2 separate regions of the Homo sapiens genome follow, and region 1 is linked to region 2. The links are chromatin loops, found by intact Hi-C in ENCODE. Cell type or tissue: A673. All regions are shown on one strand. Each heading gives the region's core, and the rest is flanking DNA. Links, peaks and the distances in the headings are about the cores only. Region 1 has its middle 52 kb from the start of TMCO5A. Region 2 holds the start of LOC105370773 (a long non-coding RNA gene).

What was found. Peaks named below come from ENCODE experiments on the same cell type or tissue, not always from the same donor. Only the 100,000 strongest peaks of a DNase experiment are listed, where the experiment ranks them.
Region 1: a loop joins it to region 2, with 8 times the contacts of the local background. A loop is called at or near these places in 14 of 110 quality-filtered maps.

The regions. Positions count from the first base shown.
Region 1 is chr15:37,874,212-37,891,227 of GRCh38, reverse strand. No RefSeq gene overlaps it. Among named protein-coding and RNA genes, the nearest start is that of TMCO5A, 52 kb to the left of the region's middle. In A673, for the core only: a CTCF peak has its summit at 10,465 (motif pointing right); a DNase peak (open chromatin) is centred at 10,517; H3K27ac peaks cover 561 bases.
Region 2 is chr15:37,672,132-37,689,147 of GRCh38, reverse strand. LOC105370773 (a long non-coding RNA gene) reads right to left here and starts at 15,986. Exons shown (of 3, transcript XR_932116.3): 1 at 15,911-15,986; 2 at 10,182-10,248; 3 at 9,611-9,673. RefSeq lists a silencer at 7,046-7,340. In A673, for the core only: a CTCF peak has its summit at 6,652; no DNase peak of the experiment used is centred there.

The DNA.
Region 1 (17,016 bases), core at 9,065-11,564, 200 kb before region 2:
ATAATGAACTGGCCAGAGCATGGATGTGAACTAGGATTCACAAGTTTTAGCCTTCATGCAAAATGGACTGAGTTGCAGAGTGACCTGAGAATCTCATCTTTCTGAACTTTAGTTGTCTCCCAATTAGATGGATAAAATAGAGTTGCTCTTATTCATTTGGTCTTTTCTAATAGGATTAATTTTCACAGGGGCATTAGTGTAAAAGCAATGCTAGGGTATGGGTCACTTTTTGTTTATTTGTTTGTTTTTTTTTATCTCTATCCCTGGCGCCAAACAGTCTCTGGGTCATAGTAGTAAGCTAACAAATATTTTTTGAATGAATAATGGAAATGAAAAGGACAAAGTGATTTTTAAGACGCAACTCTTTACTGTTTGGTGCTCTATTGACTAAATTTTTCCAATAAAGTGATGATAATGATACCAAACATGTAGATAGTGCTTAAGAAGCTCACAAAGCACTTTTATGTATATTATCTCAGTTGTATCCTCAGATCTATAATTGAGGAAACTGGAGTTCTAAAATCTTAAATGGATTTTTGAGGTCATATATAAGTAGGGTGACTATATAATTTGTTGTTCAATGGGGATAGTTTTGAGAGTGAGTGAGAACACCATTAGTAAACATGCCAGTTCAACAGCACAAGCTGGGACTGTTCTGAGAAAATCAGAGTGTATGGTCATCCTATTAATAAGCAACAAAGTGAGAACTTGTCTCTGGGTCTCCTGACTCTGTTCATTACTCTATAGTGTCTCACGGGGTGCGATGTCTGCATCTTCCCATTGTTAAAGATCATAATAAATGATGATCGTGAAGCCTTGCAAGATCCTGTGGTGTCATATGAATCTTTGCGAAACAGAATTGTATTCAACATAGTACGGGTGTTCAGTATATTTTTCTGGTTTTTGCTTTCTGATTGCTTAGAAATGGGCAAACTATAGAAGACTGAAATATTTGATTAACTTAAGTACCCAATCCCCTTATTGTGCTAAATAATAGATTCTTGTATGCTTATACATATTTACATTAATATTTTATATATGCTAGAGTGTAATATTCTTCTCACTTTAAGATTGAGGTAGATATACTAATTTGTCCAATATAACCAGTCTGCCAGCATTATTAAGACTCAACTCTCAGCCCCTATTAACACACAGCCCTACAAACTTTGTGGGAAAAGTAAGATGCTCCTTACCTTACTTTCATGGGTAGATATCTAAGGGTATGAACATACCATCACATTTGCACATTTTTAACTGAATTTTTGTATTTCCTGGCCTCAGTCCTCTTGTTAATGCATATCTATCCCTCACATATTTGGTTTATATGTGGAATCTAACATATTTTGTACCTTCATTAGAATGGTGGAGGTGTGGAGAGGCTCCCACATCTGTAATAAAAACGGCAATTTAGAAGCCAGAGTAAAGTCACTCAGAACAGGATGCCTGGATGTGTGTTATGTTGTGGAGATGTTCTTAGTAAAATACTACAATGTCCATAGGCTCCTGTATTCTCCCTATCATTCAGGCTGCTAACCTATTTCTTGGAGTCTTCCTTTTCCTTTTTACCTCATTTCCAATTATTAATTGCTGTCTGAAATTAGTTAGAATAAATCAGGTTATGCTATGGTAACAACCTAAACTTTTCCATGGCTTCCAACTGCAAATGTTTATTTTTTTGTATGTCCATCATGGGTTGACTGCTCCATGTGGTTGCTGTGGGACCCAGGCTGAGGCATATTCCTTGTGGATACGGGGTGAATTTCGTGGAACAGTGAAAGGAGAAATGGCCAACCACACCCTGGCTCTGAAAGATTTGTCTTGGAAGTGACCCATATTACTGCTTACCTATCGATGTCTCAAGCAAGTTATGTGGTCAAGCATGATGTCCACGAGGTCAAGGGATCAGGGCACAAAGAGGAAAAGTGGACTATTCGATGAAAAAGTAATGCAATTTAGACTTAGCTGAAATATTTTGTTGGGATCACATCTCTCTTCAGAGGACGATTGGAATTTTCACTTCTTATCCTTTATCAATTAGTATTTGACTTCACAAAAATAGTTTGAGGTTAAAAAGATTCCCATCTTACTAAGATTTCTGTGCTATTTTGCATGTCTCTTCTCCAACCAATATTTTCTTATCACATACTAGGGGCAAATAATCAAGTTAAAGTACTAGTCCTACCTTAAGGAAAATTACAATGGTTTAAAAACTCGTAAATTTAGGTAGCTATACAAACATATATATGTTCGTAATTCCACACTCTAGAGAACTTCTTCCCACTGGGTTCACCAGATAGTTTTGATTTTGGATTCTAGGTTTTTGTATTATGCAGGAATACTCATTAAACAAAAAAGTCACATTACATTTCCTTATTCCAAGGGGGTGTTATTTTGTTAACATTGTCTCATTATAACATGGTATCTTGAAGTTTTTTCTTTACCTTTGTCAGCTCCCATACAAATTTTCCCAGAATAGGGGCAGTTAGGTGTCTGCCTAGTGCCTCAGTCTTATACTTCTTTTGGAAAAGGCAGAAACTGGGTTTGTAAACTCTCCTTTTTTTCACTTGATGGTGAAGTTTGCTGAGGTGCGGGTGAGCAAGAAACTGCCTTGGCATGCTATGAAAACTCTTGGAGATGCCACATGCATGAGTGTCCATGGAACTTGTTGGAGGATGTGTCCTTCTGGGTTCTACGCATCACTGGCCAGGAAACCACTAGCTGGCCACTGCATGGTCTGGGCAAGAAAAAAAACAAAAACAAACAAAAAAACAGAACCAGGAAGAAAAGCCCCCTGGTCTTGTCCTTCCAGCGTCCTCTACGCAAAGCCTAGCTTTGTGTCATTTGGCAAGGAGAAAGTTTACAAGATCCAGCTCTCCCGTGACAATGCTGAGCAAAGAAATATTATGTATTAGGAAGTGAGAAGCAGTAAGTTGATAACTAGCACAGTAACTCTGTAATTTGCTCCCTAAACCAGAAAGCAAAAGGTACAGTTGTTAATATTTATATGGAGCCATTAAGTGTACACTAGAACTGTCTTGGGAGAAACTAGAGACATAGAACCGCCCTATGTGGGAGCCAAGTCTTGAGGAGTGAATAGAACCTGGGTGTGGGGAAAATGAGAATCAGTAAGGAACACTACTGGTAGAGGCAAGGAAGAGTACAGGTGAAGAAATGGGTGCTGGAGGTATGGAGCAGATAAGTTTGGTGTGCGGTATGAGAGAGAAGTACAGGCATCCTCAACTTAGGATGGTTCAACTTGTGATTGTTTGACTACGATGGTGCAAAAGTGATGCGTGTTCAGTAGAAACCATACTTCAAGTAACAATACAACCATTCCGTTTTTCACTTTCAGCACAGTATTCAATAAATTACATAAGATATTCAACGTTTTATTATAGAGTAGGCCTTGTGCCAAATGATTCACCCGCTACCAGCTAATGTAAGTGTTCTGAGCACGTTTAAGGTAGACAGGGCTAAGCTATGATGTTTGGTAGATTAAGTGTATTGAATACATTTTTGACTTGACATTTTCAACGTACAATGGGTTTATTGGGGTATAGCCTCATCGTAAGTTGAGGAGAATCTGTAAGTATAAAGATGAAATCGTAGTAATTTTTTCAGTAATGTTTTGCATAAAAGGATTAACAGATCTATCTTATTATCTTAATATCAAATCTCATAAATTTGGAGTTATTTCTTACAAGAGTGTGCATTCCTCTTTCCATGAGTCCCATCTTCAGGACTTGAAGTGCCTTCATCAAACATTTATTGTGCTGTGTGACATACTGAGAATTTGCTGCCTTCTGTAGGCCTACAGTTCAGTTGTTGAGAAAAGTGTGCTTGGTTGGATCTCTTGAAAACAGATGGAGAAAACAGAGGAGAATTTGTTCTTTGTAAATCTTTGGTTGTGGTTTTATTTTTAGTTTGTAAAACTTATATATCTAGATAAGAGAAAATTTAAAAAAAGTTGAAAGCTCACCTTCCTGTAATATATGGTATGATTTATACCAAAAGGAAGTCTATGTAGGTTATTCTTCAGGTGTTTGCGTGTATGTATGGGTGAGAGAGAGAATAAGATTAGAATACCCTTAGCTTACATTCTAGGAACATATAATTTCTAGAGCTAAAGGAGGTAATTTTTTCCAGCTTCTTTCATCACCTAAATTCAGCCCCCAGTAATCAGCTTTCTTACAAGAAGCCTGTTACCAAGGTTCTTTACATAGATGGTGAAGAAACAGAGGCCCAAACTCATGGGAAGTAGTTTGCTCAATCCGCCAGCTAATTTGTGGTGGAGGCAGGATTTCTGCTTTTCCGGTCACATCCTTTCTTTCCGACCAGGGTTTCTTTCTTCTCTCTAAGCCCAGGGAGGCATACTTATCAGAACTTCAGTAACTGAATTTCACATGTAAGTGCAATTGATTTTAGCCAAAAGGCCGAGAAGCGATACGTGTAAGTGAAAATGAGCCCCTGAGATAGGCCTCCGGACATCTGCTGTCTAGATAAAGGGATGCTGGATTCAATTGCTATGTTTCTGGGCACAGACCCCACAGAATAATCGTTCCTTCTTTTCAGTGCTCTCTGTTAATCTACTTTTGTTCCTTTCCTTTCTTTCACAACTCCCCCAAATCTCAATTATTTCCCTCTCCTCTGTAGAAGTTTTACAGGTTTAGAGACCAGGGAGTGTGTTCCTTTGGAAGGCAAGGGTCATACTCCAGACACTAATAGGTCCCCGTCTTGTGTCACTTCTCTAGCCATGAGTCTCCACACTGGTCCATCCGCTCTAGAGTATTTCCTGATCCTCTAGTCCCTAGGGTTCCCAGTGTAACCCTGACATCTGGTAAACCATGTTAGAAAAGCTTTTTCTGGAATTTCTGTACATCTTATACATTCCAGATAATAAATGAAAAGTATTTGGGAAAAAAATGAGAAATGAACAATTCTCAAAAGTTTATTTTAGATTGATTTATTGGCTGACCTCTCTGTACCTTTCTAACAAAATTGCTATTAAAAACAGGCCCATCTATTCCAATTCACCATATGTGACCCCATTAAATTCATGGTCAGCTTTCCATTGTATGGAACTCTATAGAGATTTGCAGCCATATTTCCAGCATTTAATTTCCCCAATAAGAGCCAATGACTTTAATGATAAATGAAAATGAGGGAAAACACTTTTTAAAATTTCCATTTCATAAATTATTATAAAATGTTTGAAAATAACTTGATCAAAATCAACCTGTAGATAATTGTGAAATATTTATCCATTTTTCTACCTGTCCCATGTTTTTTGGGGTAGTATCCAACCAGAAAGAGCAAAGGTTGTGGTTTATTTATTTATTTACTTATTGATTTAGTCTTTGTCTCTGACATTAGTCATTGCTTCCTGTGGGTAGTCATTACTTCCTGCACTAAACATTAAATGAATGAAACATTTATGAAATCTTAGGACTGGATAGTTATTCCCAGTTTTGTAAATCCATGTTTCCTGAACTTTTAAAATAAATTCATAAAAATTTGCAAGGCAGTTTTATTAACTGGGAAAATTTCAACAAAATATACAAGAATGTTTAAGGAAAAATAATCTGGTTTGAACTAATAGCTGTGTGATCTTGTCAGAAAGTCTTACTTTGTCGATAGCGCGGAAAACTATAAATAAAGTGGCATCTCCAAAATTTTGAAAAGAGTCACACCACTCTTTCCTTCTGCCTGATTTTAAAATATGTGATAAAGTCAGAGAATTGGAAAAACCTCTCTTCCCATACCCTGTCTGGCTAATTCAGACCAACTGGGAAAAATCACATGATGGACAACACATCAAAAATTCAGGCTAAAAAACTGCCAAATCTATGAATAGCGATATGGGAACCAGCCCAAGGCTTGTGTGTAGAAGGGTGACAGATAAAAATAGTGCCCTAAATTTTTCAAAGGTGATTTGAAACCTCCCAAGTATAGATGACCTTGCTACTGAAAATAAGATGACAAGGGCAAAGTTGAAATTGTGACCCCTTTCAGGGGTCTATAGACTTAAACTAATGTTCAAGAGAGAAGGGCTGCTTCCCCCTGCGCCCTCCCCCCCCATCAGCAAGCTTCACACAGCCATGGAACATTTCTTTTTCTTTGACGAATTCTTAATATATTTATCCTTCTCTTCTGCTCCTTTTAAGAAAAGAAGGCAGCAGCCCAGGATCATGAGTTTTCAAAGCATTCCATTTTCTGTTCCCTCCTGTTCATGAAAGCAACGTCCAGAAGACAAGAGGTAGGTTCAGCATCAAAATAAAATAACAACAACAAAAAAATTCTCCCACGATAAACCATTTCTTCTCTTTTTTGCTGGACATTCTTCATTCATTCATACCTCTGTCTCTACACTGTGCCTGATGTCAGCAGAGATGTGCCTTGCAGCTGCTTCAATAGAAAAGTTTTCAAAGCTCACTGCTCCCCACATCAGTTAGATACAAAGATAAAGTCCACACCACATTTTATTATTTGGTGTTTTCAGAATGGCAGAGAGTGCAGGAGGAAGTGGTGGTGTTTTTCAGTGCCCATTTCTAAAGTTCTTTGCATGTCTTCCATGCCCTGCTGTTGATTAAAATATCTTCACGTGTCTCTAAGGTTCTCGAAGCTGGATGGGGAGCGTTTGGTGACAGTGTGGAAAACCATTAGTGAGATTTCTTTTGGTGACAGACAGATGTAAATGTATCCATCTAATTCTTTACTCTCAGGTCTCTGTCTGCAGATGGATGTTAATAATTAGCAGTTGCATCTCCTCCCTCTTTATTAAATTGGATTCTCCATAAATTCATCATTTCTTTTTTATTTTCTCAAAGTAGCAGCAGCCCTGACAGCCTCCCTTTGTTCTTGTGCTATAAATAATTTATAACACAGAAGTATCTCTTCTTAGTCTTAAAACATAAACTAATGGAATAACACAACATATTGGCCCAAACTACCTTCCACTTGGAGGAAAAGCAACCTCGGAGTGGGGGAGAGATGAAGAGCTTTATTCCTAACAAAGGGAAACCAAAGATCACGTGGAAAAAAACATTTCTTCACCTGAATGTAGGTTTTTTGTTTTGTTTTGTTTTAATCCTGCTCTTCCTTTCTAGAGTCTAGCAATGTAAGGGAGTTCTAGACAGCACAAGCAAATCTTCTTTTGTGATTTCTTTTCCAAATAGTGTACCTTGCTCAAATTTCCAAATACATAATATATTACATTAAGCTATACAGAAAGGAGACTATTATTCCATCAAAATCTCCACAGATGTTAAAAACATACCATGGTACATTTATTCAACAACTGTATGCTCATAACCCATGCACAATCTTTAAACACCAAATTACAGGGATTTGGTCCAAATTAGCAATAAAATACAATGTGTTTGCCCTCTACTGGGTAGTAATGACTGTGTAGTTTTCCTTGCATACCCAGTGGCCTTGTAGGCAGCTTCATAATGGTTTTATTTAGTCACTAACACAGTGTTATAAACAAATATGGCTAAGATTTGTGTTAATTAAGGTAAATAGAACAATGTTGAATCAGTTTTTCTAAGCTAAGATCATCCATGGAGGGGTTTTAAAATTTTTCTTACATTGCTCTACGCTTGCACATCACATCACAGGAGATAGCTTGTAAGTCATCATTTGATATCCTGGAAATATATTCAGGTTGTAGATAAATAACCCGCCTAACAATGCTAATGCAGAATATCTGGCATGTAATTTAGATAGGAATCTGAACACCTCCTTACATCAGCTGTTAAGATTTTGCACTGAAGCAGAAATAACGTCTTATCTTCCATCTGGAACTGGGACATAGAAGGGGTGACACAAGTTATTTACAGAGTTACTGCAAAACAAGAGCAGTAACAGAGTAACTACAAAGCAACTCCCTGGATTACCGCTGCAATATAATGCCAGATAAATAATCATGCCAGGGTAAATAAATTGGGAGATGCCTTATTTTATAGAGCATAAATGTAACTCTCATTCCTATTGGCGTGGAGTGTTCCTTCGCATGTTGATTTCCGAAGCATCTTTCCAAGTCCGAGCTGACCCTGCAGAGTATTAAAGTGTGCATAAAACACTCATGCCATTTCTACTTCTCAGGAGGTTGGAGGAGGAAGCCACATCCACTGCTGGGGATGGAGCCTCCATATAGTCCAGAAAGACAGTCTGAAAGACAAATATACCTTTAGATTTAAACCGATGGAATGAAGAGACTGGGTTAGACTGGAGAGGAATCTGGCTGGCTTTCCAGGTCAGGTCCTCTCTCATGGTCTCAATTGTCTTGCTCTTGGCAAATGATTTATTTTTCTCTTAAAAATAGGGTGGGATTAATATCTTGACTTGGGGCTTTGGAATGTTTTCTCCCCACAAATAGTGGCCAGTCAGCATTATTGGTTGGAGTGATTCCAGCATGAAGCATTAAGTGTGCCTGTGTGTGTGTTGTGTATGTGTGTGTGTGTTTGTCATGGTACTGGAGGACGACAAAATAATTACTAACTTGTACACAGCCTAACAATTAAGAAGAAATAAAATCCTTTCTTTGGCTTAAAAACATTCTACATAAGTACTGCAGCTCCTCCCCTTCCCACTGGCCCACTCACAGGATCTTTCTGGGCTCTGCCTGTATCTCTAGGGTCTTTCTGGGGTAGGAATGTAGCAACAAATCTCAGAGAAAAAATTTTTTATTTAAAGCACAGAATGTGAAGTGCTCTAGTGTCTACTTTTTTGCTGTTGTTGGAAATTGACATAAGTTACTTGACAGCGTGTATGTATGTGGGGGTGGGCGTGAGGAGAGAGGTAGGGAAGCAGGACCAGAACACTGCCTCCTTTGGTGTAGAGGTTTCACATGAGGAAATCATGGCATTGACTTCAAAAGAAGACAATTTGCTGCCACTGAAAGAATGAAATGGAGAAAGAAGAAAATTCCCCAGAACTTAATTAATAGCTAATATTCAATTTAATAATGGTCTGGTGTGATCAGAGCATCTTCTAAAATTCTGGAATTTTCTTAACTGCCTACTGTGTCATAACACATAAGGCAGGGCATTTGTTTCTCCATTCAGGTCCTTGCCATCTTGCTAATTCTGTACTTGGCTAAATGGCTGAAGATGTTTTGGTTTGTAAGGCAATTCTTGCTCCCAGCTGCATTAAACTGCTATTATTAATTACCTCCTTTGGCCTAACATTATGCCTTTATAACACATGAGTTGTCAGGCCCTCTGCGATTATTGGAAGGCTGTGCCATACACAAAGGCATTAAGCTTAAAACAATAGAGGCTGCTTATTTGATAGGAGAAGATGTCAGGTGGAGACTAGCACAGTTGGCTGGAACTGACTTGAAGCTCGTCATAAGGAAATAAGGGGTGAGGTGATCACAGCACAGCATTAACAGCATGTGAGAGACACACAATTCTACATGGCAGCTTCCATCATGCATTTCCCACGCAAGAAGGGGGGAAATGGGCTCTGAGTAAATGATGGGTGAATACAGAATCAATTGTCATGTATGACAAGACACTTTCTCTCTTTGTTTAATATATAAATCAAGAGCACTTATGAATTGATATTAATTAAAATAATGTATGTGCTTTCTTTCAACAGTAACATCAGCCTTGTTAAAAACGGAACGCTAAATCTTCATTAGACTTTCAGTATTAAAAATCTTGCATGAAATATGAATTAACATCTAACTTGTTGCTAGCTAGATTAAAGGGGAGAGAATGCAATAGGCACTTAGCACTGTGGACAAAAGCAGAAGCAGCTTTCCCAAACCTGGGAATAAGTGAATATCCTGAGGCTGCCTGCATCATTGTCCATCACTACCTCCTAGCAGGAATGATTGCTAACCAGGTGAAATTATGGAATGCTATTGCTTCCATCGAATCAAGATCATATCAAAAGGCAAATGCGTAGCGAGTCAACAAATCAACAAAATGCCCAAACATAAAAATTTAGCTCTTAAAAGTGCTTAGAGTTCTGTCTATAGATGTGGAGACATGAGTAAAATGTTCTTTGTTTTAGAAGAAAGCACATACACATTTCACTGCTTCACAATCTTTTCCACACATAGAAAAATTATGAAAAGCTCAAAGTGTTGTTACTTAGCTTTGTTGGATATTGGAAGTCAGTGACTACTTGCCAGGGAACAGGTGTGTGAAACACTTTTGTTCATTCTCTTCACATAGATGGATATTTGATGTCTTCTGATCTCGTTGCATTGGTGGCCTGAAATTAAAATAGATAATTGGAATGACCAGGCTGAGACCTCATATTGCATCCAAAAATACATTATGAAACTTCAATGATCTTATTGGCATTGTGTTGTCTTAGGTGAAAGCCACTCATAAACATACTTGCTTATAAAGTACACCATCGATCTTATAATTACATTCCACCTGGATTTCTACGTTTGGAAAATGTGATTGAATTTTAGACGTCTCCGGGGGTAGTGTGTACGTGCACAGCAAAACCACAAGGTGGTGGTATGGTGTCATCGTATTTTTTAAGAACAACAAGAAAAGGGGGTTTGTTTAATGAGCTTGCACTCACAAGCCTGCTCATCTAGTGAACTGTGACTTTTCAAATACCAACCTATTAATGTCAAAGGCAATACTGAAGGGAACAGTTCTGTTTGATTTAAAAAATACAGACAATGTGAAGTCCACTATGGCCTAGTATCTATCACCTATGGGGCTCCATTCATGCCTAATGCTTTATTCAAGTAAGACCTAGTTTTTATATATCAGATTAATACATATCTACAGCTTTGCACCTTTCTCGTTTGATTTTTTTATCATCAGGGCTCACCGGGGCCATTTTCATTCCCTTACTATAGCATCTGCAAGCAGGTGGATTAGAGATAACTCTCATTGTGCTTTGTTTTCCTCCCGACACTGTCATTAATCATTCCTTAAGCCACACTTCAACTTCTAGTAATCAGGACTGGCTGCTCCTGAGCTGCACAAGAATTGCCTCTCACAGTGTAATATGGAATTGGAAGCGAATGGCTAAGGCCAGACGCCTCTTCTGCATTCCCCATCTATCTCATCATTTAGGTATTTATCCATCTAGGGCTTGTACGGAGAGCACCTCTCTCCTTCCCATGAGGACACAGATTGCAACAGAGGATCAGATTTGTTACCCAGGCTTTGGGCTTTGATTGTCCTCTTATAAGTTCGGGATTAAAGTGAAATTTCCCACAGGGCTATGCAGGATTTGCTAGCATTTAACTGTTTAACCTGGCTGTTTGTGAATGAGAATCCTGTGGTCAACTATTCCGTAGAGAATATTATGGTAAGCTGAGCCTGAATGGTACACATTCCGGTGTGTTCCTGTAAAGATGGGCGCAGTTGATTCCAATTAACTTCATGTCTGATATTGGCTGTTTTCATGTACACAGACAGCAGGGATACTAAGGTAAAAAGAAAGTCAAAGCATTCCCTTTTATAAAATATGGATGTGGGCTTTAAATAAATGCAAATCTTCTCCCTCAAAATTGTGATTTCCGCTTATGGTTTTTACACTAATTGGAGAATTAATCAGTCTTGCATTGGGTTGTTTTCTATTTTATGTAATTTTTTCATGTTCTCTAATGTGTTTATCAATTTCAATCTAAAGAGGATTTGATTCCTTATTCAACATACCTTTGAATATGACCAAAACAGAAACAGAGTTATGAATTTATTTACATTTATTATTTTCATAATGAAAAATATGTACTTAGAATGTCTTAGCTTATATGTAGAAGTTAAACAGACACAATTTCCTGATTCTTTGTTATTTCTGAAGAGAAAGGTTTTTCTAATGTGTTCCTTATTCCCAAAACCAGAGCAATGAGAAATTGGGGGAAGAACTGTTCAAAAATCAAGTCTATATTGTCTGTCTGTTTGTTTAGATTTGGATTTACTTGAAGGATTTGAAAAAGTCAAAATCATTCTGCTACCTAGTTTTCAGGGTTGTGTACCCATCCACTGTAGTTATTCTATTTAATGTGAATATGTTTTTTAAAATGCCTAAACAGACAGTGTTCATTTTATGTGTTTCATCAAAAGAAACAGAACAATGAGGCAACAGAAATATAGAATTTAGCAAACCATTTTAAGCTTATGGTGAAATCTGTCTTTTGCAAGAGAAGCAACCAAATCATTAAAACATTTTATTCTTCCCCAAATCCTCCATTATATTTCTTAACCTTAATTTTGTGATGCCAACAAGTAAACAAAAATAGCTTTAAAAAACTACACTTAAAATTTTTAAAAATATTGGTCACGACAGATTGAAACATTTAAAAAATTATTTCAAGCATTTCACTGGAAATTCTTTTGCAATGGCTAGCGTAGGTGGCAGATTGATCATTTTGGGGGAGGCAAGGAATAGGAAGTGAGGAGGTTACAGTGATCTCTAGACTAATTTATTTGTTTTGCTGCATTGAAGTCAGATACCCTCTTATTAGGGAGCAGCTTTCAAAGCAGTCAGGAAGGACACCGATCTTGAGCTTGGTGAGAGCTTTGCTTGGGGTTACAAAACAAGCACACGGCAGGGTCAGTGCTAAATATCTTTAACCCCGTTAAGGAGGCAACTGAATTAGGGCTGTGGGGGAAAAAGTCCCTCCCCCCTGAAATGCAAGAGAAATCTCCAGATTCACATGAGTAACTTTCAGCTGGGTATTATGCTCCTGAAGTAACCTCTTCATTCCCATTGTTTTAGTGTGAAATCATTTCCTCAGGAGATAATTAGAGTTGCTCCATTTATTACATTAAATGATTAGCATGCACTTGAAATGATCCAGTGTATTTTCCTTTATTGCTGATGACTCTTAAATATGGGCCTCCATTCTTAACGGATAAATTAAAGTTGTCTTGGCTCTTTGTAACCGACTATGTAGCCAAACAAGAGAGACTTTCTTTTCCAAACATAGGCCAGGTGTGCTGTGGCTGAGGTCTAGGTCTGAAGAGATCCTATTCATATAGATGTCCCACCTGGTTCAACAAAGAGCTTGATAACATTGCTTAAAGGTTTTCTCTACTAGCCCCTTAATAAAAATGCTTTTAATGACAGTACTTTATCTGGCATTACTCATCCTATGTGTGGAGTAAGTAAGTTTAACATAAAGTGACCCAAGATCACATTTCAAAAAACTGCCTCACTGGAAAGGCATGCACATTATCTGAGTAAGCAATATGCCCTACAAAGCCATGGAAAAATGATATTTTAAGAATTACCAAATATAGATTTCATTTGGATGCAAGTGCTTTTCGCTGTCTTTGAACTAACCTGGTTGTGTAACTGACAGAGTCATCTAAAATCCACTGGAAAGTTCGGATCAAGCAGGCACTGCCTGGTAAATAGGCACCATTGCATATGTAATTAGAGAAATGAGAGATAAACTGGGTGCATCTTATATTTGGTTTATATATTGAGATTTACAAGAAATAATAAATGGAATTTAAGTGTTATGTTTGTTAAAAAATTTAAATCGGTATTTAGGTATGAGATGTAAACATGCACAGATGTAAAGACAAACTATGATGAAGACCTACCAGTTTCACATTCGTCTACTCTAAATGTGTGAGTATCTCTCATAAATTTCATTGTTAAGAGAGAATTTTACTTGAAGAGAAGAGTTTTAAAGAACATAATTGAAAAAATTTCCTGCAAACTTCCAATAGTTTTATATATTTTTGAGGATGAGGAGAAATTTTTCTGCCACCTAGACACGATGATTCAAAACTCTGTCATTTTGCTGTCATTGATTTGTTTATGTATTTGTTGTGTTCTAATAGCATTGTTATTTTCAAGAAAACACCGTGAGATGCTGTGGGAAGTTTCTGGTTCATGGCAATAACTGGAGAACGAAAAAGGAAAAGTGGAACAGACCGGGGGATGGGGGTGAAGTCAAGACTGTGCACTGACATTGTGGCCACAGTGATCCTTTCGTGAACAGGGTCGGGGGGCTGTTTTCATTCTCACACTCGGGTTTCTCAGGTATAGAGAATAGAGAATAAGTTACCAGAAATCAGGTATTTCTTTAGCAAGTGAGAAGAGGAATTTAATACTTCTCTCATATAATGCATTCACTGCTTCTCTCTGATAATTCATATCCCAGGAATGTTCACATAAATTCTCTGTAAACAGTAGCTAGCATTTTACCACCACAGAGCCAAATAAAAAACACCCATGGAAAAGTTATTTGTATCAGAACTATGATCTTCAGAAAGGAGGCCTGTCAATATTAATTGGAGGAGAATTTATTTTAGACCTAAAATGCTAGGATAGCAGCAATAATAACAACAACAAAAGACTTTTTTTGTTGTGCTTTGTTTTCTTGAGGGCAATCTTCACTCTCAAGCAATCTGAGCAACTGTGCAGAATTTCTTTCTGAAAGTTATTTAAAATATAATAAATTATAAATTATAAATTGTTATGCTCTGGTTAAATATTTAAATGACTTAAAAATTTTTGCATTTTCCTATTCACTTTAGCAGACAAGCATTTTCCATATTTAGTCTTTTATATGATAGCAAAATGCTGCGGGGCTCTGGCTGAGACACAGTAACTTTGGGAAAAACCCGATTTCTGAAGACCCAAGGTGTAATAACATTCTCTCAGCAACATCTCACATTGTCTTCCTGTTCGTGTTTACTCAGATGAGGCATACCATTGCAGAGGAGGAGAGAGGTTTCTAGATCATCTGGTCACATTTTAGATCAATAGCGACTCAGGTCCATAGACAGGACAGGATTCATCTGGACACACATGGTGGTCATGCCAGGACTTCTACCCAGTCCTCTAACTCTCCGTCTGGTGCTCCTTCTGCTACCATGGTAATACAGACTACAACAGAGAAATACCCAAAATGTCTTCTCCAGCCTCCAGCCTCTAGTTGGAAATGTTATTTACACATGGGAAATTCAGAGCATTCCAGTATGATTAGGTATGATCCTTATTGATGAATATTGCCACCAAATATGATTTTAATTCTATGCAACACAGATTTTATTTCAATTGCTTTAAGTGGATAATGGTCAAATTGTATTACCTTTCAGCTAGCCACACCAAAGAATCTTTGGGAGATGGCAAATTCAATTAATATAAAGGCATTGGCAATCTATTTATAGGAAGTCTATCTTTAATTTCTTTAAGAACTTCTGAGAGCACTGTCAAACCATGGCATTTGGAATTGGAGGAGATGTATTATCCAAAGAGTGCTATAATGTTGTTTAGCTTTGACAGGAGAATTCTCAGGGAAAGGATGCTTGAAAGTCTTCATCAGTGTCCTTTTGGAGAAATGATCTATCTGCAAATGATGGAGATGGAGGATAGGCTTAAATTGCACTTCTTTTCATAACTCTGTGAATTTCTTTTTAGTGTATGTCCCCTTTTCAAAAGATGAAGTTATAACAGTTCTAATACTTGTGGCATGGAAGGTTACAATGACTGAATACCATCTCTCTCAAACATTTATTCCATTTAAACAAAAATACCTGATAGAGAGCATTTCCATTATTCAAAAGAAATCACACAATATAATGGTTTCTAGCACTCCTTTTGTAATAGCTTATTTAAATATTTGGGGCTGCAATTCAAATTTCTACTTTGTCAGACTTCACAGAAATACTTTATTCCACTGATTACATTTTTATTCTTTATGTTACTCTAAATAGCCTTTGATTTCTTAGAGCACCAGAAGTAAAAATCAGGTTTGCAGTCATGCGAAACACAAAATTCCTCTTCATGCATTTACTTTTTGTAAAAACAAAACCAAAAAACAAACAAACAAACAAAAAAAGGTAATACATACAAAAACAAAAGAATAAAAAGCTTTCCTACCATTAATTTAACAAAAATTTAGATATAGTATATTAAAGAACAACTATGTTCTGTGGATTATTTTGTATTTTAGACACTTAAATTTTATACAAATGAAGTTTTCTTTAGGTGGAGATCTTGTTTCTGCCAACAGCCTATTGTGATGTTAGACATTTATGGAGACAACCAAAACCCCCAGTTGATGTTTTTAGTGATTACATCAAATTAAAGATAACCCCACCCCAAAAAGCAAATCTCATAAATAAACATGAATTCACAAAATCTGGCTGAAGTCTTAACTTCTAATAAGCTTGCATTTTAGGCAGTGTTTTAAGTTTAAAGAAGAATGACTGTAGCCAGTGTGGCTGACACATCAGGGTGGCATCACTTCTCTTTATTAAAACTTTATCCCATAACTTATAGTCTTGAAAAAGCTTCATAGTACTTCTGTGCACTTTTACAGAAAAAAAGAGAAACAAAGCTAAAATGAGATGGTAACATAATATATTTTGTTTATTTCAAAAGTGCTTTAAATTTTGCCTTTATACAAATAAGAAAAAATCTGCTAAAATTAATGCACAGAAAAAGAGCAATTCAGTTACTACAAAGAAGATGATATAAGCAGCCAATATCAAAGGAATTCAGACTCTGGGGCTGGTACATTTTGCTTTTTTTGCCTGAGTCCCTTTCAGGTGAAAATGGAGCACCTATCGTAGAATATGGGATATTTGACTTTATTATGATAATGCTGCAGCCGCTAAAGGAAAGATTCATGGAAACATACCAGTGTGCGCCTTGGTATAATAGAAGTAAAAGACTCCATAGTTACAATATATAATTTAGCCATGCAAATACGGACTTAGGTGTGCAGTGATTTATCCATTTGCAATAGCCTGAAATTTTTTGAGAGGATTTTAAAAGACTTTATTGTCTAAAAATGAATATTTATAATGCTTTAGAGATAGTGGTTACTTACCAGCTAGGCAGTGATGTTTGGGACCAATAAAGAATGACATGAAAAAAACATACTTAGAAAAACTTCCGAGTGGGTTTTGGATAGATTCTGTGAAGATATGTGCCAAATTACTTGAATTGATGGAACAGCTTTTAAAATTTGATACTCATATTTACCTTTGTTTCGTGTGTGTGTGTGAGCGTGTGTGTGTGTGCGTGTGTATACATAAAGCCTATGAAACTATTGAG
Region 2 (17,016 bases), core at 5,129-7,628:
CAGGAGGCCAATTACACAATTCTTTAAGTACAGCTGCTTCCAGATGATGGGGTATGTAAAAAGACCAATGAATCCCGTAAGTGTCGATCCACTGCCTTACTGTCTTTCTGTATGTTCTGTATAATGACTTTTTGTTATAATGAAAGGATATAGGCATAAAAAATAGTACGTAAAATAAGACCATGGATGCTGAACTTGTATATGCAGATCAGGCAGGGCAGAAAAATTATTTTTGTTCTCTTCCAGTAAGGAATAACTTCTAGCCTTTCTTTGGGGTATAGATCCAATGTTATTAATTAGCAGGGACTGGTGTCATGTTGGAGGCTTAGGATTGATTTCTGCTGTTGGAAGACAAGGTGTCTATTCATTTCCAGGACAGCTTTGGGGAAGGTAAATCATTATGGTTGCGTGTGTATGTACATCAAGCCCTGCTACTGTAGCCAGCAGTTCATGGATACTTTGAACAAGCCCTCAAGCAGTTATGGGACAAAGCTGATTGGGAAAAAATTTTGATAAAATGCTTACCAAAGAGTATCTGCTCCTCTGCAGTGGATGTCCCTGGATGACAATTCATAAAACATACAAATATTCTCAATTCTGGGGCAATGCTAAGAAGCATATCCTATCTTTTTCTGAGATTCCTTTATTCTTTCATTCAATAATTTTTTTTATTTTTATTTTTGTGGGTACAAAGTAGAAGTGTATATTTGTGGGTTGCATGAGATATTTTGATTTGGGCATGTAATGTGTAATAATCACATCAGGATCAATGGAGGTATCCATCACCTCAAGCATTTATCTTTTGTGTTACAAACAATCCAATTATACTCTTTCAGTTATTTTAAAATGTACAATTAATTAGTTTTGACTATAGTCATCTCATTGTGCTAGCCAATAGTAGGTCTTATTCATTCTTTCTATCAACAAATGTTTTCGAGAGTATGTGCTATGCTAAGCATTGTTAGCACATGGGATACAGTAGGGGGCAAAATCTTGGCATTATGGTATCATCAGTGCTCCAGTCTGTTCCTTCTAGTCCTTGATCATCTGTTAGCTACTGACCAAAAATCAATATCCATCCCCACCTCTAGTCATATCTCCTTCCAGGTAAACTGAAAAAGCTGGTATGCCACTCAAATTTCTGTCCACTAGAAGATTCCCCTTTTGCAGGCCTCAGTAGAGCTTTTAGTGCTGCTGTGTACATAACCTCCTTGTGCAGAAATGAGCTAATTAGTCCAGTGGCTAACAGCCCAGTGCTGATTTGAGCACAAGGTGGAGGCTCCGGTTCCTTAAGGGGGCAGTATCACATATTTTTGTCACTTAATACAAAGGGAATCATGAAAGAATGTTCGAGTGAATTAGCACAAAATCATCAATGCTCACAAACACATGCAACCAATGGTCATTTTATACTGATGTTAGGTTTATTACTTCAATTTTACATATGAAGTGATTTGATGGAAAGAGCAATAAACTGAGTCAGATGCCTTAACTCATGGTCTTTACTTCACCAGTGATTTGCTAAGAAACTTGCTTAACACTGATCCTTTGTTTCTTCTACAAAATAAAGATTGTAACATTTGACCTATTTCTTAGGATCATAGTGAAGTTAAGTTATGAAAATGCTATAAAGTATGTTATGTAACATGTAAAAAATACGTATGTACAACTTATAGCAAAGATGATTGTCAAAATGTTGTTGCCTAAATATCTAATAGTGGGAGAAAATTAAATAAATATAAATAGATAATTATGTTTTCAGGGAATATTTAATAACGGGAAATTTCTATTAAGCAATGTTATATGAAAATCTATCCAGTAAAATTGAATTATGAGCCAAAGTATAAACAGAAGAAAAGTTACAAAATTTTAACCATATTAACAATTGTTTACAATTTTTTAAACTATTTCAAACCACAATATTTAAAACTATTTTAACAATAGCTTTTGAAGAACCATTGGGTAGAAGAATTATGGGTGAACTTTGTTTTCTTCTTATTTTCCATATATATATAGATAGATAGATACAATTTGCAAGTTGAATGTTATAGTCAGAGAAAAGTCATTTAAGATAAGATTTCAGTGCAATTTGTCCCTTTGGTAGAAGTAACAGAGTTATGAATATAGTGTCAAAGGCATACTTATACTTCACCAAAATTTGAGAAAAACTGCACATTGAGCTTATTTTTCCTCTATGTTTAGAGAGTAGATTCTCTTAATGATTAATTGCAGTGGATAGAAAGGAACAATACAACCAAGACTTCTCCCCCTATTTTCATTCTCTAGAGCTGGGTCTTTAAAGTTGCCAAGCAATAACTCTAAGAGATCAGTATTACCATATTCTTCATTTTCTGGATGAGAAAATTGAGGCACAGAGGTTCAATAACTCATCCAGATTTAAATCAAGATCACAAAGCTAGTAAGTTATATAGATGGAATTTGAATCCATGTGGCTGTATAGTCTAAGATTTTCATTGTTGTGTTGTAGGGCATGTTGCCTCTCTTCCTATCTTCAACACCCATTTCTTGAGTATTTCTTAGCTCTAGTAAATCTTAAGTAAGTCCCTGTGCTTAAATGAGTTTTGTTAATATAACCAGATAAACATAAGCAGATATGTCAAAACGCATCAGGATAAGTTAATGCAGGTATGAATGGAGTCATGGAGGAGTTAAGAGGAAGATGCTAGTTCTCTTGGGGACAAAGGGGAGGCATTAGGTAAGGCTACACAGAGGATGTGACATTTGATCTGGGTATTGAAGAAAGAGAAGCAGCTGGCTAGGCAGAAAAGGTGGACAGGGCAAAGTGCTCTACTAACACCTCAATGAAATGGCCTGTGTGTTATCTTTATATTCTCCATATTGGGCAAGGTGGCTATTACATGGTGAGTGAGCACTCAGATAACTCACATTTGTAGGAAAGACAAGACTAGAGATGGAAATCTAGGCCTAAAAAGTTTTCTGGGAGTGGAGCAGGATGATCTTACGTATTTCTTTCTGTGGCCGAGAGATGCTGATGTTGATCTATGGGCTGTGTATCCTCCCTGGATCATCTTATTCCTATAAGGCCAACAGAACATGCTGTGCCAGTTTGTAAAATCTCTCAAATGCTCTGGACTTGTAATTTTGAATTAAAGTGAAGCCTTTATTTACTCTTGGAAAAATATAATTTCCCATTTAGTCTTTTTCAAAGAAGTGAGATCACAGCTTTACAAAAACAAATTTTATCAGACATAAAAAAATAGTAAGTGAAGCACAACTCTGATGAACGAAGAAAAAAACCCCAAAGGATGTAGAGTATAATTTGTTAAACTAAAAATTAACTTAACACACTGAGGCAAGGCATTTGTCACAATTTACTTGAGGTTTTATTGAATCCATGTTTAAAATTGAAACCTTCATCAGAGTCAACACTCAGGATGGATATGTCTGTCCCAGATATTCATTGTAGCCAATGAAAGCGGGAATTACTTTCTATGCTTACTGATTACATGCTTAGAATGTGAGAGACTGCATTTACAATAACTAAAGGAAGACATAGAGATATGTTTGTTGGATATACCAAGGTTTATGAAAATCAAAAATACCATTTATGGTTTCTACACTTATATTATGTTGTCAACAGAAATATGTGAACTTGCAAATCACACATCTAAACTTGATTTTTAGTGATTCATATCTTTATATGTTAATAGCATAGTAATGCTATGGACTTAGTCCAAAAAATCAAGTGTTTCATTATGTTTTACTCTCACTACCCTGGGAAAAAGTCAGCTTACGTTAATGAGGTTTTGGAAACAAGATTATAACAGTACCTTAGAAACTATTCTCAAAGTACTGGCTAAACAACTGAGATCTTGTCTGGAGAGCATATTATAAAATTATTAAAGTGATTGCTGTAAATCATTGGGGACTGTCATAAACAATGTGGTGTATTGGGATGTTGGAACAGGGCTGAAAGCAAAAAAAAGTATCAAGGTTTCTAAGGAAGCACTGAGGTAGTACTGGCTTCAAGTGAAAGGATTAGAGGATTGGAAGAGGCCCTTGTAAAGGACTGTGATACAGTTGTGGAAACTTGCCCTAAGGAAATAGTTCAAAAGAGAGTAAAAGAAAAAATAAACTATTTTAATGTAAATGTTTCTTGTAACTTTATTTATATTAGCAAAAATATACTTTTTACTGATTGAATCTTGAGCCAGTTCATAACTCACAGCCTGCTCTATCTGACCTCAGAGTGTCCCCTGCACACCTGACACCTCAGCTAATGATGTCTAAGACTGAATAATGAATCATTAGTGAACTTGCCCCTCCCCTCTGCCACCTAAATTATTCTGTATGCATTTCTTATTCTAGGACAATGGGCTCACCATTCCCCTTGAACTTCTGTTTGAATTCCTGGAATCATGATTGATGTCATCAGTCACTTATCAGATACATTCATTGGTCTGTCTTCACAATGTTGACTCTTTTCAATTCATCCCAGTGGTGCTCTAGTTTATTTCCTCCCCACCTTTTTTCATTCTTTTATAATAGCCTAGTAACTTGCCTTCCTGCCTTCAGGATCCCTGCCGCTTACCACTTCTCCAACCTCAACTTCAACTATTCTTGACATGTTGCCACAAGTTCTTAAATTCCATCAGTATACTGATATTAAATTTGATGTCCCTGCAAGTATCATTGAGACACTGGAACAAACATCCCAGTGCGTTCTCTCATCTGCTATTCCTCCACCTAGACCTCATCTACCTTTTCTATTCTATGCCTCCATGTGTCCAGACCCTGGACCCTTGAATGCATCTGATACTGCAGCCTCATCTGCACAGCATTTCCTTAAAGGCCCATCGTTTTCTTTTTCCTATTTTCCCTTTTTTTATACAACCCTGTCAACTGTTTTCTTTCATATGTGCTAGTATTATGACAATTAATTTTGGTCTAAACCATGGCTGGTTAACTGTTCATATATCTTTGTCTTCCTTAGTAGATTGTATGCTCATTGAAGGCATGGATCTTAACATTTCTCATCTATAACTTTATGCTTACCCTTCACCCAAAGAAAAATAGGAATTTTCTGCTTATAATAGATCTGAAAGCATATTTGTTGCATTGTCAAACACAATATTTTATTAATATCTAGTTTCAGATAATTATAACTTTATATAACCTATGTAAACTAAAAGATTAATTATTCACATATATAATTAAATGAGTTAGTTGGGAGTGATGGGAGAGTGTCAGCATTTATTATGAACAAGCTATGTGCCCATCACTGATGTAGTGCTGATCTGTTGAATGGATTCAGCCAGTCATTCAAATGTTTGCATTGTGAGTTTACTATATCCTAGGCTCTGCATCAAGAGCTAGGGATAGAAAAATAAATCAGATATAGCTCTACCCTCAGTAATCTGACAGTGTGGTTACAGGGAAGGAAACTAAAAGTACCAATCTTAGTATTGTACAATAAGTAATATAGCAGAGGAAAGCAGAGGATACATGGGACACACAGGAGTGATTGAGCATGAAGGGAAAGTTTGCTCAGGGCAGACTGTTTATTCTAGGTAGGGCCAATGGAGAGAGCATCAAAACAAGATGTTGGCATTTGGGTTTTATAAGAAGTTATATAGTTCCACGAAAGACAGAGAGAGAGAGAGAGAGAGAGAGTGTGTGTGTGTGTGTGTGTGTGTGTGTGTGTGTATGTGTTGGTGGAAGTTGATGGAGTTTAGTGATGAAAGAGGCCTGAAAGAAACTAGGACTGAGCAATGGAGTTATTGATCTAAGAGTATGAATTTTGTTTAGAAGAAAATGGGAAGTCACTGAAGGTTTTAAGTGAGGAAATGACATAACTAGAATATTGAGAAAGTACATTCTATGGCCTTTGCATATATTATCTCATTTAATCCTCTTCTTACCAGATAGATGACATTTATCCCTGTTACAAAAGAGGAAAGTAAGCCATCTTTTCTTCCATTCCTTTCAGGGCTATCTATCTGTCATCATTTGACATTGATGTCTCATCATTGACATTCCATGTCACCTCCTCAAAGACAGTTTCTCTGACAAGTTAATCTAAGTATGTTTTTTCCTATGGAGTAAAAAAGAACAAGGAGTACTGAAACAAAAGAGGGGATGGGATTTTAAATAAGTTGGCCAGGATAGACCTCATTGAGAAGCTGATATTTGGGAAAATGTTAAAGATGGCAAGAGAATTCATCATAAAGATATCTTGGAGAAGAGCATTCTAGATAGTGGTATCAGCTTGTGCAAAGGCCCTGAGGCAGGATTATGTCTGGCTTATTTGAGGCACAATGAAAAGAATGGAGCTGGAGTATATTCTATCTGCTAGTAACAGAATCCCTATAGAGAACAGGCTTGCACTGAATATTTTTTGAATGAACAGATGAATAAGTACAGGTCACATACCAGGTTCTCAACTGGTTTGCTCAATCCCATACCCTTTCCTGTATGTTACTCTGACTCTTGATAATTAATTCCTAGATGAGTGAGATCATTTAAACAGAATTGGCATAGAATCTCTATGAATGGGCATCCATTAAGGATTCTGTACAAAACCATTGATCGTTTATGTGTAGATACGTGTGCCATCTCTGCAGACAAATACCCTTTCGTGTGCCTTTACAAGAAGCAACAGTGACACACAGTGGTTGATTGAGTGAATCAGACATGGTTCTCCCTCCAGATATCCCAGGAGGTACCCCAGATATTTCTTTCTTTGGAAAGTTGGTTGTCTTGTTAATTCAGACAGGTATTAACTACCCAATATATTCAGCATATCTCTCATTGTAAGCTGTCAGGCTGTGATACAACATCACATAATGTGACGTTACATGATACATAATGCCTTGAAAAAAAAAAACAAAAAACACCCAGACACTTCTTTCAGTGAAGTAGTAGGTAGGTAATCTGAATATTTGGGGTAATTGGCTCTAGGAAGAGAGAGGCGTCATTATCCCAGGCTCCCCAGTGAGCGTTAATTAACCATATTGCTTCATTGTGTGACAAAGAGAACACTGCTGGTAGTGCTAAATCTGTAATGACACCTTGGCTTTAGGAGCACAGGTATTTTAAACTACCTTGATGGACTGACATGTAGGTAATTCTATTCAGAGCCTAACAGTGAACTCAGAGGGTTGGAACTCCTCTGAGATGCAAGAGTCTGTTGTTGTGATGACTCTGAGATGTTTCCTTTCCTTTGTCCTACCCGCTCCTCGCCAACCCCAATAGTCCCTCAACTGGGGAAAGTCATCAGTATTCATGACATCAGGCCTGTGTTCTATCTGGGCTTTAAGAACAATATATTTATGTTTTTGAAGCATCAAGTTCTGCAGACAGAGATTCAGCAGCTCTTAACATTTAAGGATGGGCCATGACAGTTAGGAAGAGCTTTCTGGGGCCCTGCACGCCCCTTTAATCCTTTGTTTGCAGTTATGATAGGAAGCCTACTTGTAGAGCAGAAACATTCTTAAAGGCTGAGTTTTGTGGGACCAACATCCAACAACATTTTCATTATTTATTTTAATAATAATAATACCAAAAATAGTAGGCTGGGTGGCAATGGATAAAACACTAGCACAGTGGTACTGTTCTCTTACCTTGGGAAAGAGATAAATTGTCCTGCACATTAGAAGGTGATACTGCTTATGCTCCACATGGAGGAAATGCCTTATGATTTTTCTCTATCTTTATCCCAACTGCGACTTTACATTTTCCCTGACCACCCATGTCCTCTCACCTTGGGTGTTGGTCCTTGGAGACCAAACATGCGTATTTAGAAGACAGATGGCCAAGGCTTAACAGCCTAAAGCCAAGGGTCAGAGAAAGACTGATGGGCCTAAGATTGCCACTGTAGCCTCAGAGAACACTAGGAACTGGAACTAAAGATTCTAAAATCTGTGCTTTCTGACAGAGCTCCTGAGATGCTGATCTAAAAACATCATTTATTTTCAACTGCTGAAAGAGGATGTCTTTAAATGACTTCATTCATCTTTAATTAAATATGAACTTCTTTCTGTGAATCGTAAGGGGCTGTCCATGATCCATGGATTCAGACATTGAACTGAGTATGCAACTGAGACCGGCCTTTTCTGGGCATCGTTATAATGTGGGTGGAGTAAGGGAAGATGAAGAAACTCGAAAGAAAGCAAGAGTTATAGCATCCTATGAAGACAGGAAACTTAAATAACCAACTTCCAGCCTTGAACACATTTTTGGTGGGGGTAGCACTGGCATTTGGCAAGAATCTCTTTCTGTCTCTTTTCCATTTTTGCTCTGCTTAAAGTACTGATGACAATAAGAGTGTTTATATAGTATCTTATGTTTTAATAAATGCATTCTTATATATTAGCTCACTTGCTTCTGATTTTATCAACATAAAATATTTATTGACTCCCCTACTGCATGACAAATCATTTGCTTAATATCTTCCCACTCTTCATCAGGCTAGATTTATTCTTCTCCCCTTTACACTAACACAATTCAATGTTTTCCTGAATCAAAACAACAACAAATACAAAGTGAAGTAAAAAAAAAAAAGTTCTTATCTGCTATTATCTCTTCAATAGCTTATAAATATGAAAGCTCTGACAATATTATTTTGTGGGTGCAGTAAAGAGGATAGGAAAGATAAAAAGAGGTATTAAGAGAGAAGAGAGGGTTCCCATCCAGATGAGAAAGTTTAAGTCCTGGGTTTTATGCTAAGTGAGGGACACTTATAGTGACCTTGCGCTTTCCTCTTCTGGGGCCAGTTTTACAAAACCAACAAGAAATCTAGAATGTGACATAGTTGAAATTTCTAATTACAATTTTTTTAGGTCCCAATGATTGTAATGTTCTGTACATGTGAAAGTTAAGAATTCCACATTTCCATTTAAGAGATAATTATTGGCATGTCGTTACATGGGAATGTTACGCTAATAATACATTTTGATTGGTTGCTACAGGCAGAAGCTCCTGTCATTTATCAGAATTCCTGTTAAGCAGTCATCTTAAAGAAGTAGGTACAAAGGATATTAATTTGACTTTTTATGGAACCTTCTTAAATAGAACCTTGAATTTTCCCAAGTGAATGGGAAGACTTCAAAATCATATCAAACACAAATTTTAGTGGTGACGGCTGTTTTTATTTTATTTTATTTTTGTCAGATTGATCTTATTTTGCATAGTGAAAATAGAAATGAATTACTTATGACTAATGTGCTATTTTAGAGCTTGATGGAAATTTAGAAGCGATCTGGACTTTTTATAGTTGAAGAATCTGAAGCCCAGAAAGACAAAACAAAACTTGCTCAAACCGGTTCCATAACTAGTAGAAACAGTAAGTGAAACTAGTTCTTACTATCAGTCAAATGCTTTTCCTGATATGGCATTTAGCCATTCTCAAATCTTTACAAACTCCTATTGGCCAGACAATCTGCTGGTGGACTAAAACATCTATGATGACTTTCCTTTCCTCCTGCTGGCATCTCCTTGCATAAGGTGTTGGAGTTTCCTAACCCTCATAAACACTGTGGGTGTACCTCTCTGTGAGACACACCCTATCTCCACAGATGGGGTCTTCAGGGTGATTTTTGACCTCCCCAGCCTCTTGGGGTCCTTAATCCTGAGGCTGACTCTTGGCCTGGCTTTACATTTGTGGTCTCTGGCTTTAATCCCTGAAGCTGTGCTAGAAATAAATTTTAAGGGTAAAAAGAGAGAGCAAACTTTGTTAAAATATTTTGCTATAGCATTTACTTAGATTTGAGATTTTTTTTTCTACTTTAAGTTCTAGGGTACATGTGCACAACGTGCAGGTTTGTCACATATGTATACATGTGCCATGATGATATACTGCACCCATTAACTCGTCATTTACATTAGGTATATCTCCTAATGCTATCCCTCCCCCCTCTCCACTCCCCCCACCCCCACACATGCACACATATGTTTATTGCGGCATTATTCACAATAGCAAAGAATTGGAACCAAGCCAAATGCCCATCAATGATAGATTTGAGATTTTTATTGGGAATTAATATTTTAAATTAGGATGGAGAATAGTAAAACTGGAAAGAGAGGATAAATGGAAAAGATGGAGGAAACAGAACTAGATAATTGGAAATCCCATGTTGACAGATCTCAAATAATGTGGATTGATCAGATAAAACAATTATATCAAAGGCCAGAAAACTTACCTTATATTGCACTCAGCAATTTATAAACTTCTTTCACATTTACTGTTATTTGATCCTCACAACAGCTCTGTAGGACAGCAATAATTATAAATAGTTATAATTTATCAATAAGAAAACTACAATTCAAATATGTTTAATGGCTTGCCCACATTCACATAGCTTGTAAGTGGCAGAGACAGAACCCAAACCACAAGTCTTCTGGCTGCAGATCACATATTCTTCTAAGTATACCACTATACTTGACTGCAAAAGACTCAGATGCATTAGGGGACTCAGCTGGATGTAACTTTGTGGCCCTTACGGCAGAAGTCATAGGTTTGGTTCCTGTGCATGCTGGTAGCTATTATAGCTGAACAGAAAACTCCTATTTTCATGGAGAACAAGGTATCCGTGTATATGATGTGAACTGATTACCTTTACTAAAAAAAATGGAGGCTGCCATCTAACTGGTAGAAAACTAAACCGTCTTTGTACATGAAGAATAGTAAATGTTTATTATCATCTCTTGGGATATTTAGTTGGGATACTGCTTCAAGATTTGGATTTGCAAAACCAGCACTCTAGTCCAGGGTTTCCCAATTCCCAGGCTGCAGACTGGTGCCAGTCTGTGGCCTGTTAGGAACCCGGCTGCACAGCAGGAGGTGAGCGGTGGGAGAGCAAGGATTACTGCCTGGCCTCCACCTCCTGTCAGATCAGCACAAACCCTGTTGTGAACTGCACATGCAAGGGATCTAGGTTGAGCATTCCTTATGAGAATCTAAAGCCTGCTGATTTAAGATGAAACAGTTTCATCCCCAAACTATTCCTGCCTCCCCCCATGGAAAAATTGCCTTCCAAGAAACTGGTCCCTGGTGACAAAGTTTGAATTTATGTCCCTGCTACCAGGTAAATGCTTTAAGATATGGTTGCGGATATCATGGAAAGTATGAAGATGTACATACTCCAGAATCATATAATTTTTAATTTTTTTCCATGGACATTAGTAGCTATTATCAGCTAAAGGTCCTGTGAGAATCTGGTACAAGAAAAAAAATTCCTTCTTGACATGAATAATTTTAGGCCTCATGTATGTAGCAAGGTCATCAGGTTGAACTCCCTGGGTAGAAACACTAGCAACACTGTGATCTTCAAAAAAAAAAAACATTTTTCTCTAGAATAGTGCCCTGGAATCTTTAGACTTGATTAGTTTATTTCAAGGAAGGATTTGAGGGGAAAAAATATCTCATTTGCCTGGCAGCGTATCATTCCTGGGGGAACACATGTTTACATTTGCTGAATTAGACAACTCCACAGCAGTTATTGGAGAGCTAAAGATATATTAATATTGAAATGTAGGCAACCACATGTTGATAATGAGCCCATTTTGTGTCTTGGCTTGTGGAAAAGAATGTGAAAATGCCTTATTCTGTATTATTTTTTCCTTCTGACAGTACTGATACACTGCCGCAGGCAGTCTAAAAATAATAGCATGAGGTTAACTGACAATTGCAGGTATATTTACACTGCTATTCTGATATTAGCATGCTGCTTAAAAAATACCACTGGAGGTAATACAGTATGTATTCAAATAATTTTTTTATTAGAGATAAAAAAACTGATAGAAAAGACAAAGATCATTCTTTTAAATGATCAATAGAAATATCTGTGGTTATTTTAAAATCTGCTGCAAATAAACTAAGATTTTCTCAAAATCTTTGCCCGATGGATTAAGAGCAAGAGCAAGAGATTCCATGAGAATGGTGTCATCAAATGTGCCTCCTTACACACACACACCCACCCCTCTGCATGCGCACCCGCACAGCTGTGTGTGCACACACACACCAAACAGTTTAAGTCGTGATTTGGAAACCCCCTGAATCTCTAAGGAAGCCTCTTGTCTCTGTGGCATTGCGTCTACCTCTGACATCAATATTGATTACTTTTCTGGACCATTATATTGTTTTGTCTTTGGATTTATTTGCTTGTAGGCATCATTCTTTTATTCAAAAATTATTATTGATTAATGTGCTGAATTTTTTCACCATCAAGATCCACTTTCCACCCTCGTGTTCTTCCTGTTGACTGCATTAACGGGCTTGCTGGCCTCTACGTGGATTCAATCAATGAAAGCTACCAGCAGAATATTGGAGTGACTTTGAAGTACGTATTTCCCTGCAATCACCCCCCATAGGGCTCCAGGTCTGTTCCTCTAACAAAGGCTACCGCTCCTCTCAGGAGCCCTTTCCTAAAGCCACAGTTCCCACTAGGTTTCAGGTAAGTCTCCCATTCCCTTCCCATTGGGCAAGATGAGGTAAGGGCTTTCTGCTGTTGCCAGTCCCATATGCCTCATCTCTAGTTTTTTCTCTTAACCTTGAGTAATTATTTTATTGAACCCTCTTCAGTTACCCTGTTTGGGTATTACTTCTGTTTCCCTTGAGGACCCTGAACTGAAAAAGATGCTGTGTACAGGGACTACAATAGCCACTGGATTATAAAAGGTTGTAAAACCCAATATTCTCAAGGAACTGATCATAGACAAGGTAGAGTTACACACAGAGCAGTACAGAAACACTGACAAAGGCTATCTAAATCGAGTTCGGAGTGGTGCTAAGGAACCTTTTTTTTTGGAAGAGATGATGCTTGATGTGAAACCTTTTATTACTGAAAAATTCAAATACCTAAAAATGGAAAGAATATTGTAATAGGCTTCTCAGCTTCTACATAACCATTACTCAGTTTCAGTAATCATTAATTCCATCAGCTCAAGGCCAATTTTATTTATCTTATCCACTTCGCCGTCTCCTCCCCAGATTTATTTTGAATTTTTTTGTGGACAGCATATAATTACATGTGTATCTCCAAAATATAGGTACAGTATCACCATCTTCCAAAAAAATCAATGATTAAAGGCCCTTAATATTATTGAATACTCAGTGCTCAAAATTATCTAATTATATTATAAATGTTGTTTTTCCAGTTTATTTATCTGAATTTGGATCAGCTAAGGTCCACATATTATTATAATTGGCCTTTCCTATTCTATAGGTTCTTTTTCCATGTATAATTTTTCCTTAGAATTTCTTTGTTGGAAAACCCTGGATTATTTAACCTATAGAATTTCCCTCTGTCTGGATTTTCTTGATTGCATAACATGTTTATCTCTATTTTCTATAACTTGATTGTAAGAACTAGAGCTTAATCTGACCCAGGTTCAACTTTGGTTTTGGTGGGAGGCAAGATTACTTCATAGGTTGGCAGTATGTACTTTTGTCAGAAAAAGTATAATTGGTTGCTTCTCATGTTTTTGATGTTAAGAGCCATTGATAATCATTGCCCTAGAGCAATGGTTTTCAAACTTCAGTGTTCATCAACATCACTTGGAAGACTTATTAAACCCCAAACTGCTGGGCTCTACCCCAAATCTTCTGATTCAGCAGGTCTGAGGTAAGACAGAGAACTTACATTCCTTACAACTGCCCAGTTGATGTTAGAGCTCTACTGGCCCAGTGACCAGATTTTTAGAGTTGCTCCAGTTAGCTTATCGATTCATTAAGGACCATCTCAAACATTTCGCATTCCAATCCCAGACCTGCAATCAGCAATTTATGCACGGATCCCTGTTTCTTCATAGTAAGATGTCTAGTTTAGAACCCGTATTCTGAAGACCAAAGACACTAATTTCAGCTGGGATGTACATTGTTTTGAGACATTGTGGATGGTTGAGTTGGGAAATATTTTTCAAAGAAAAACAAATCGTGACTTTGTATTGACAGTTCCAATCAAAATTCAAGACTACAGTTCAAGACTACTTAACCTTATTATGTGTTACAATAGTGTTTCTTTCTTTCACTTGAAAGATCCGTGCTTTCAATAACACCAGCATAATTCTCATTTGTTTATCCCATAGTAATCACACAACAACCTAAGAATAACACTACCAACATGTCCACTAACTATATGCTTTCTCAAAATAGTCTGATCGTAGTGGGTGTTTTTGTTTGCTTGTTCTCTTTTATTCTACTTTTAATCCTTAGGGCATGTCCTCAGAATGTGCAATTAAATTACCATGTTTTAAATTCACTTGAATTAGTTCCTTTCTGTATAGTTATGCCCGCACTGTTTATACAGTTGGGTCATTTTTATACTTTTATTTTTAATTTTTAGAGATTGTATTTTATAAATTAAGCTTGCTTTGAAATTATGAAAAATATTTACAAGGGTCCAAAATTAAATTGTGTTTTATTTATTTATTTATTATTAAAGACAGTATCTTGCTCTGTCACTTAGACTGGAGGGCAGTGGCATGAGGATAGATCACAGCAGTGTTGAACTCCTGGTCTCGAGTGATCCTCCCTCCTTGGCCTCACAAAGCACTGGGATTACAAGGCACGAACCCTTACGACCACCCCAGAATCAAAGTTTTGAAGCAAGTTATAATAAACGAAGCTTAGCTTTCATTTCTGGTTATTTCACTCTAATTCTTCTCTTTCCCCACAAGTAAATTTAAAAGTTTTGAAAATATCTTCTGGCATTTAGGAAGGTTTGCATTTTTTGTTTTAATAATTACTTTTATATTTATTTTAATAAATCCTTTGTAATAGTAATTTCCATTCCTCCCTTTCTGGCTATTGACTATTGTTTCCTACTATGAGCACTAATGCAACCAACTAGTGACCTGTTTCTCTTTCTTTCTTCTCTCGAATCCAGCATTTGTTGATGTAATATCCTTGTAGACCTAATGAATACATATGAAATAATAAATGAGTTTATTGTACTTATCTATATTTGATTCTTGTATTATAGCTACATTATTAGGGCACACAGACATTTTATTGTTATAATCATCAGCCTTGATTCTATAGAAAAAATATATTTAGTGCTACCTCTTGTACTTATGTCAAAGCCTCTTAAGTCATTTTCATTGTATGAAGCTCATTCTCTAATAGATTATTCAGAGAAGGTTTAAGGGAATAATATCCCCTCAATAAACACACACACACACACGCACACACATATGCATGTATATATCTCCAGTCAGTTAGTAGAATATTTCTTAATGTTGGCATTATAGATTTAATTCCCAGCTAAATGGTATACCCTTTCAGTGTTTAGTTTTAAGACTTTTTATTATTGTAAAAGATTTTCCTGAGTTATAGTTTTAATATTTATTCTGTCCATTGCTTTAGTTTTCCTCTTCAGAGACTACTAGTATATTTATGTTGAATCTCTTGCTTTTCTTCTGTATTCATCACTTACTCTCAAATGCTTTTTAGTAGTCTTTCAAAATTCTATTATCTATAAAACTTCCTCTTTTCCATATCCTATTTCTCTTAAGGCATATTTTGTTGTGTTTATTTACTTTTGTGTTTTTTCCTAACTTTAGAGGTAGTTATTTTTTCTTTTATTTCTAATTCTTTCCTGAATTCTTTTACCTCTCTTTTTAAATCCTTTTCTTAATCATCTCACTTCTGAGTTTTTAAATTCTGATATATTAGATTCTGATATATGTTGTTCTTTATAGATTCTAGAATTCTCTTATTTTTAGCTCATTTTGAAACATTAGGTTCTTCATCTGTTTTGTGGGCATAATTTTCTGGTGTGCTTTCCTTATTTGAGAGATTTTTTTTCACTATTTTATTTTTTATACTAATTTTATGTAAGATCCTGTGGCATTCTTTTGCTGCTCTTCATTGTTAAGTAAAATGACTTTTTATGTACTTTTAGAAGAGAAGATAGATCAAAATAGCTACCTCTTAGATCCTCCTCCTCTGCTACTCTTCTCAGTTTTATCTTCACCTTGTTTTTCCTTACTCTTATAGTCCCTGTTCTGCTCTCTGTGGCTTAGAATACCAGCAGTTTCTCCTTAGGGCTAAGCTCTGTAATGTAAGGGTTGATTTGTCTGTCACTTTTGAGAGTTTATAGACCCCAGACCCCAAAACTCTCTGGGACCATCAGATCATTCTTTAGGCCACTTGTATTTGCCCTCATTACTCTCAAAGTGGAACTTTCAAAATCCTCTCCCATTGTCTCCTGTTGTTCTCAGAAAAGCCCACTGTGCTTTCTAGGGGTGCCTGATAGTTGGGAGTTTCCAGCTCTCAGGGTCATCAGCAGTCCCTTTGTCTTTCCTCTGATTTCAGCCATACTGTTTTGATACCATATAGGTCTTGTAGTTTTTCCTAACTTAGCCCCACCAAATTATATTTTAGAGTTACATTTGTGATCTAGACTTATTGCAGATGTAGTCTATGAGGTCTTGTTTTTCCTACTGTAGTTCCTCTGAGTATCTTAATAGGAGGATTCAGGGAGCTTTCAGGTATTCCAGAACACTTCTTGAACTGATTCTTGGCAAGTTGGCTGGGTGTGTAGGAGGGAGGTCTAGGAAGGAGAGCAAAGAAGGGAAAGGGGAGAGTTTCTGAATAAAAATAGAACATGAGAAGGCAGGAAGGTGTAAAACACCGTGATGCAATAGTAGAGCTGTATTCTGGTTCAGTACCAGTAAAAGGTTTGTGTGAGGTAATGGAAGGAATGAATTACTGAGACAGAGGGGGTGTGACCACAATGAGCTATCTGTGCTAACCTGGGAAGCCTGAACTTTAACACTATAGGGAGCTGTTGAAAGGAGGCAAAGCAAAGTGACATTAGATTAATAATTTGGAAAAGTTTCCTTGGCAGCAGTGTAGAGAATGGCCTTGAAGTAGTCCTGGGGCTAAACAGGAATCCTCTCTCCTGCCCATGTTAGGAAACTGGTAAAGTGAGAAGGGATGGGGACTAAACCAAAGCAGTGGTGGATGAAAAAGAATTGCTGTTTGTTATGTTAAATCTATAGGGTGTGGTAAATTGTTGGATATGAAAGGAC